Linked DNA regions of Mus musculus: regions 1 and 2 are each linked to region 3. The links are chromatin loops, found by intact Hi-C in ENCODE. Cell type or tissue: left cerebral cortex. All regions are shown on one strand. Region 1 has its middle 46 kb from the start of Gc. Region 2 overlaps Gc (vitamin D binding protein). Region 3 overlaps Adamts3 (a disintegrin-like and metallopeptidase (reprolysin type) with thrombospondin type 1 motif, 3).

What was found. Hi-C counts contacts between places; a loop is a spot of excess contacts. Peaks named below come from ENCODE experiments on the same cell type or tissue, not always from the same donor. Only the 100,000 strongest peaks of a DNase experiment are listed, where the experiment ranks them.
Region 1: it touches region 3 in a loop (8-fold over the local background); 7 of 42 quality-filtered maps call a loop at or near these places.
Region 2: a loop joins it to region 3, with 2.8 times the contacts of the local background. A loop is called at or near these places in 13 of 42 quality-filtered maps.

The regions. Positions count from the first base shown.
Region 1 is chr5:89,410,466-89,412,965 of GRCm38, reverse strand. No RefSeq gene overlaps it. Among named protein-coding and RNA genes, the nearest start is that of Gc, 46 kb to the left of the region's middle. In left cerebral cortex, a CTCF peak has its summit at 1,266; a DNase peak (open chromatin) is centred at 1,223.
Region 2 is chr5:89,443,504-89,446,003 of GRCm38, reverse strand. It overlaps Gc (vitamin D binding protein), which reads left to right. Exons shown (of 13, transcript NM_008096.2): 3 at 574-706; 4 at 2,388-2,500. Among named protein-coding and RNA genes, the nearest start is that of Gc, 13 kb to the left of the region's middle. In left cerebral cortex, a CTCF peak has its summit at 1,500 (motif pointing left); a DNase peak (open chromatin) is centred at 1,437.
Region 3 is chr5:89,678,909-89,681,408 of GRCm38, reverse strand. All of the region lies in intron 21 of Adamts3 (a disintegrin-like and metallopeptidase (reprolysin type) with thrombospondin type 1 motif, 3), which reads left to right. Among named protein-coding and RNA genes, the nearest start is that of Gm7056, 64 kb to the right of the region's middle. In left cerebral cortex, a CTCF peak has its summit at 1,063 (motif pointing right); a DNase peak (open chromatin) is centred at 1,076.

The DNA.
Region 1 (2,500 bases), 270 kb after region 3:
GGATTAGTTTATTATTAGGATGAAATTCTTCAGGAGGAAGGTTCCCTATTCTGGATATTTAGATTTTAAATCATGAAGAAAGCTTTTATGTCTGTTAATTCAAGGGCAATAATCCCATGCAACACAATAATTTGATCAGACTTAACATTTATCGATTTCTTTTTATTTATTTATTTATTCATTTTTATTTTTTTTTTGGTTTTTTTCGAGGCAGGGTTTCTCTGTATAGCCGTGGCTGTCCTGGCACTCACTTTGTAGACCAGGCTGACCTCAAACTCAGAGATCCGCCTGCCTCTGCCTCCCAAGTGCTGGAATTGACATTTATTGACTTCTATTGAGAAAGAAATGAGTAGAAGGAACCAAGGGAGTTTGGAGGTTGGTTGCTAGGGTTCTGGTTCCTCTTTACAGAGTTCTGCCTGAAGCAGAGCTCTCTCTTCCTCACATTAGAATGGTGTGAAGAATCATGAAACACAAAATTCTTTTTCTAAAGTGTCCCCTCAGAGATGCAAATTTGATCAGGCTTGATTGAGTACGACCCACTGTGCCACCATATCTTAGCCAAACTAAAAATGATGAAAATTCCTGAGAGCAGCCGGTTCATTGCTCTCACCTGTTGACTGAGTGGCTGACCATACTCAGCCCTGAGGAGCTGCAGCCACTCAGCCTCTCCTCTTCTGCCAGTCCCCTTGCCCTGCAGGTGCTGCTGCACTGTCAAGGTTTGTCCTTAATGACAGACTGACACTTTCATTACAAAGCTTTCCCAGCCATGGGTAATCAAACAAAAATATTCTTTTTTCCAAACGCTATTTCCTTCTTGCTTATTCTTTTCCAAGATTCAAAAAAAAAATCTTGTCCCCATTAGGAAAGGACCTAATTAACAATTGTTCTTTCCAAGACTACTCCGATATCCTAACAACAGTGCTCCTTCTCCCTTCTTCCCTTCCTTCTTTCCTTCCTTCTTTCCTTCCTTCCCTCCTTCCTTTCCTTTCCTTTTTTCTTCTTTCTTTTGGTTATGAGCCACGCCATCTCTCCAGCCCAAGAGCTCCTACTTTCACAACCTAAGTTTACTAGCAAGTACTTACTAGCTGTCTAGAGATCAAAGGTTTTTATATTCTTTTGTAGCCTATAAGAAAGCATTTTAAGGTGTAAATTAGAGCCTGGCCCCACATCTTCAACATCAGAAAAACGGACACATTGCATGCTGCACTATAGTCAGAACTTGCCCAATTCAAATGAAACCCTTTGCTTCCACCCTGTGGATGACATATCTAAATGCAGTTACTACATAAAAGGGATTCTGAGATTTCTTTTACATTATTCTAAAATCTACTCATTTTATAAATTACTATACAAAGGATTATACTGTACTAACTTGTTTTGTTGATTCTCTCCTGTCCTCTTCCCCCACTTTCCTTGTCCTGCCTGGTAACCTCCACCCCACTAGCCTCCTTCAGCTCTCATGTCTTATGTAGGCTGTTCTGTCAGCTCCCCAATAACTAGTACTCCCCTCTCATTGTTCCCTTTTCAGTTTCATTGTCTGTACCCATATTCACACATATCTCAGCTGCTTCAGTGTTGACTATTTTACTAAGATCTGTTTTAACATATATATCTATATATAGTGTGTACTTGTATTCATACATATATAACACATATATGAATGTTAAAATAGATTTTTTTTTTTTGGTTTTTTGAGACAGGGTTTCTCTGTGTAGCCCTGGCTGTCCTGGAACTCAAGATCAGGCTGGCCTGAAACTCGGAAATCTGCCTGCCTCTGCCTCCCAAGTGCTGAGATTAAAGGCATGCGCCACCACTGCCCAACCACCCCTACCCAGCTAAAATAGATCTCACTGTAACTGTTTATTGTCAATTTGACCACTATTTACACATAAACCAAACCAATGTGACTAAAGCTAACAGTTTACAAATCTATTAAATTTCATGCTAGCCATGATGTACAAAAATATCCTTTCACGAGTTTCCTTTCTGTGGCTTTACTTCCAATGGTTAATAATGGGCTTCAAAAAATTAATCAAGAAAAATTCTGAAGATAAACTCAGATATTTTTTACTTACTTCCTGTTTCTAAAACTCTTCAATTTTTCTAAAAATTTATTTATTATTTTCATTAGATATTTTCTTTATTTACATTTCCTTTCCTAGTTTCCCCTCCGAAAACCTCCCATTCCCTTTTCCCTCCCCCTGATCATCAACCCACCCACTCCTGCTTCCTGGCTCTTGTAGTCCCCTGTACTGGGGCATAGAACCTTCACAAGACCAAGAGCCTCTCCTCCCATTGATGACCTACTAGGCCTCCTCTGCTATATAGAGCCATGAGTCCCACCATGTGTTTTCTTTGATTGGTGGTTTAGTCCCTGGGATCTCTATGGGTAGTGGTTGGTTCATATTGTTGTTCCTCCTAAGGGTCTATAAACCCCTTCAGTTCCTTGGGTTCTTTCTCTAAATCCTTCATTGGAGATCCTGTGCTCTATCCAATGGAT
Region 2 (2,500 bases), 240 kb after region 3:
AATCCAGTTTTTACTATTGCGTTAGTTAGGGTTTCTATTGCTGTAAAAAAAGACTACAATCACTCTTATAAAAGAAAACATTTAATTTAGTCTGGCTTACAGATTCAGAGGTTTAGTCCATTATCATCATAGCAGGAAACATGGCAGAATGCAGGCAGACATGGTGCTGGCGAAGGAGCTGAGAGTTTTACATCAAGATCAGCAGGCAGCAGGAAGTGAACTGGCTTGAGCTTCTGAGACCTCAAAGGCCACCCCCTTGTGACACACTTCTTCCACCAAACCCACATGAACTCCACAAGGTCACCCCTCCTAATAGTGCTACTCCCTATGGACCTATGGGGGGGTTGGGGAGGAGCATTTTCTTTCAAACCACCACAACTGCATACAAGATAATTTTTTATAGAACAAATTCTTTTCATACAACCTCATATTCTCACCTTTAAACAAATTTTTTAAAAGTTAATGTATAAAATATTTTATTTAAAAGTTGAATTGATATCTATTTTGGCATGAGTCAAAATGCCAAAAAAACAATTCAATTAATATGATCATGTTTTTTTTTTTCTCCCTCAGATCACTAATCCTATATAGCAGGAAGTTTTCCAGTAGCACATTTGAGCAGGTCAACCAGCTTGTGAAGGAAGTTGTCTCCTTGACTGAGGAGTGCTGTGCTGAGGGAGCTGACCCCACCTGCTACGACACCAGGGTAAGCGTGTGTGTTAGTGTGTGTGTGTGTGTGTGTGTGTGTGTGTATGTGTATGTGTGTGTGTGTGTGTGTGTGTCTGTCTGTCTGTCTGTCTGTCTGTCTGTCTCTATTGTGGACCATGGATGTTAACAGCCATAAGCCTTTATGTCACAATTTTAGGACACTCTAGATACCAAGCCACCTAATCCCAGTTGGAAGGAAAAATAAAGACTATTATTTTTAGTGCCCATGCTTATTTTAGTGCTGTGTTCCTTTTATTTAGTGTCACAAGTTTCAAAAGAAAATAACTGGAATGAGATAACTCAATGACTTACTAAATAAATGCTGACAATGAGGGCCATGTGTCAGGTTTAAATCAAGGTTGGACTTCAAAATTCTTGTAAAGTTATATTCATAGATTGGTACCTAGCCCAATTGTCATCAGAGAGGCGTCACTCAGCAGCTGATGGGAATAGATACAGAGACCCAGAGCCACAGAACACACAGAGCTTAGGGAAACCTGCATTAGAAGGGGGAGAGGACTATGGGAGCCAGAGGGATGAAGGATACCACAGGAAACCCACAGAATCAACTGACTTGGGCTCATAGGAGCTCACGGAGACTCAACTGCCAATCAGGGAGCCTGCATGGGACTAACCTAGAGCCTCTACATGTATGTAATGGTTGTGTAGCTTGGTCTTCTTGTGGAAATCATAAGTGTGGGGAGATGACTCAGCAGTTAAGAGCATTGGCTGCTCTTCCAATTCCCAGCAACCACATGGTATCTGATGCCCTCTTCTGGCATGCAGGAGTACATGCAGGTAGAGCACTCGTATACATAAAATACATCCTTAAAAGAAAAAAAAAATCTATTATTTATGTTGTTATTGAAGATCAGCCTTAGTCCATGGTGATCTGATAGGTGCGGTGGCACACGCCCTTAATCCCAGTGCTGGAGAGTAGCAGAACTGGAGCTGTGCACAGCAGGGGCTGCTAGTTTCCAGCTTCTGCCAAGGATAAGACCTAAAACTTAAGGGAAGACCGATTCTCAGTCCCCAGCTTTGACCTGCTACGCAAACATTAACTGTTTTAAATGTGGATACGTAATGGTGATATAAAATCACGCTGCTGGAAGGACAAGCAAGTGTAACTTACAGGAAGCTAAAGCCAGCGATGTGAAAAGGATGTTCATTTAGTAAAGGGAGGAGGGGAGGCCATGGGAGGACCTCCTTGCTGTGGTCTAACTGCAAAACAGTGGGTGGGAGATGAGATGAGATGAGATGAGATGAGATGAGATGAGATGAGATGAGATGAGATGAGATGAGATGAGATGAGAGCCACTACCAGAATGTCTCCAAGTGTTCCTCTCCTCAGAGATGCTAAAACCCCTTCACTGAGAAACACCAGGCTATGTGATCAAGGCCAATGGCTATATAGCCCAATAAGTACGGTCTATTTATTTATGAAAGTTGTTCCATGTTCTAGTCTGGAGAGTGTCATTGACTAACATAAACAAGATTGTATGCTTGCCTTTGACCAAAATTATTCAATTTTGCATGTTCGTAAGCCATAGTGTGGAAGCTTGACTACTAATGAGGATATGTAAATTAGAAAGTATGCATTATACTGATCAGAGATTCACTCCCACTGTGTAAGTTTTCTGGGTTTTCCTTTTGTTTTTGTTTCCCTTTGTCTCATCCAGACCTCAGAGCTGTCTGTTAAGTCCTGTGAAAGTGATGCTCCCTTTCCGGTTCACCCTGGAACTCCTGAGTGTTGCACCAAGGAGGGGCTGGAGCGGAAACTCTGCATGGCTGC
Region 3 (2,500 bases):
TTTTGGCCCAGCCAGTGGCCACCAGCAACTTTATTTACCAGTCAAAACCAACTTGGGGCAGGAACCCTCAACATCTTACCTGTGGATTCTATGGCAATTTGGGGGACTCAATTAACATAATACAAGCATTAGACCAAGCCACAACACACTAGGGTAAAGGTTGACAGTTGAATTACCTGTCACTTACACGTGCTGAAGGAGGGAAAATTGATGAACTACTCAAGAGTAGGTCTCATGTTTAGGAGTAGTTGGCCAACATGTAATGAACTCCACACTTGTTTTGTTGTGGTGGTGGTAGCAGTGGTGTGTGTGTGTGTGTGTGTGTGTGTGTGTGTGTGTGTGTGTGTGTGATGTGTGCTTTTATTTGGTTACACTTGGTGGACTCTTTGCTTTAGTTTGTTGGTAGGGGGTTAATTGGTTTTCTTGCTGTTGTATTGGGTTTTGTTTCTTTTCTTTCCTTTTGGGAAAGAACTTAAGTTGCACTGGGGGTGAGATTCTGGAAGGACTTGGGGAAGGGGAAGATTAAGACCAAAATAGATTTAAATTTAAAAGCTGTTTTAAATAATAAAAAAGTAAGAAGAGAATAAGATGAAAAATAATAAATAAAAGTGAAATGTAGCCGGACGTAGTGGCGCACGCCTTTAAATCACAGCACTTAGGAGGCAGAGGCAGGAGGATTTCTGAGTTCGAGACCAGCCTGGTCTACAAAGTGAGTTCCAAGACAGCCAGGACTACACAGAGAAACCCTGTCTCAAAAAACAAAAACAAAACAAAACAAAACAACAACAACAACAACAACAACAAAAGGTGAAATGTTTCTGAAAGTTTCACATTAGTTAACATTTACCGTAGATGCTTTTATGGGTATTGATTACTACATTGGGTTCCTTGTAGTCCTAATTTGCTAATACTTTATTTTTTCATTAATTTCCAAATATTTTCTGTAACTATTACTATGACTGCATCTTATTTTTCTTACACAATATTTATAGTAATTAATTTTTAAAATAACACTAACCTTTTAAATGAAAAAAAGGAGAAAGAACTAGTAAGATCAAACATGGCCACCAGGGGGAGACATAGGACTTCTTTATTTAGCTGTTTCCTTTGGAAAGTGATTTTCAATATAGAAACTCAAACAAAACAAAACAAACAAAACCCCACGAAACAAAACAAAACAAAAATACATACCCAATTAGATGCTTTTAAACTTCCTGTTGCTGTGTGAATTTGCCTATATGTAGTTATTACTGTCATTGCTGACACTTTCTAGGTAAACTCTGTTGATTTTATTATGTCAAATATGTGTGTCTGGCTGCCTGTCCGCACAGATCTACTTGCTCCCTTTTGGTGGTGGTGGGTGAGACACTGTAAAATCAATGTGCCGAGGAGACAGCAATCCTGTGTTAGTGTGTCCATGTTTGTCTCCTGGCTTTACTGCCCTGAGCTCTAAGTCGAAAGCCAATTTTGGGAGTTCTGACATCATAAATTTCCATGCTATTTCAGCCAAACAAATAGGGTAGCCCTCAGTCGCAAACTCCAGATTCAATTGTACCTTTTGAGGTCTGACATCAAACTCTCTTCCCAAGGTTTTTATGACATGGGGCGGTGTGAGAAAACTATAAAATTTCCATTACTTTAATGATTGTGTTGTATTTGGTTATAATACTCATTTGGCTTTAAGACCTGCTCATCTATACCTACAAAATTATCATGAAGCTTGCCCCAGGTGTCTTTCACTCATCCATACAGAAGTATATTCTTGACCTAATGAGACTTGGGCTCTCAGTCGCTCTGCAGTGGTCAGGTGCTCATTTAGACAAGAGTTTCATCTTAGCCCCTCTCTAATGCACAGGGGATGTTTCTGGGCCCAGCCTCCCATCAGTAGCAGGCAAAAGGATGTCTGTGAGAAAGACTCCCTCAGCAGAGGCTACAGCCTTAGTCACAGTGAGGGCAGTTTGCTTAGTTTTAGATAGACAGACAGGAAATATAGTTCACAAGTAAAGAACTGGTATTTTGAGGTTAAAAAACTCAGAAATCCTCTACCAATAACACCACCTAGCTTACAACTTTTACAAGCATAAGGTGTTCAGACTCCATATAATGCAGTAAACCTATACGTGTCAAGACAGAGTGACTGTCAGCTTGGGATGTGGACATGGAATGGCACTGAAACAAGAAAGTAGCCTGCTGTCAACGTCACCAACTGACCCTCTTAAAAAGAACTCTCAAAAGGTCTTTGGCATTATGGAGCAGAGTTGTTACCTTGAAGTGTGTTCTTACATAATGAAGGCCTATGGGTGCCATAATTCTTCACTTTTTAAATGATACAGGGCCACATCTCCTGGGTCACATGTATAGACATAAAATACTGTCAGTTTCATAAAATTAAATATAAAACATGTAAGTTACTTAGAACAGAGTTGACATATTTTATGGAGCTGTTTTGTTTTCTAATAAGGACCTGAGGATGTCCAGTAGTAACCATGACTAATAAGAG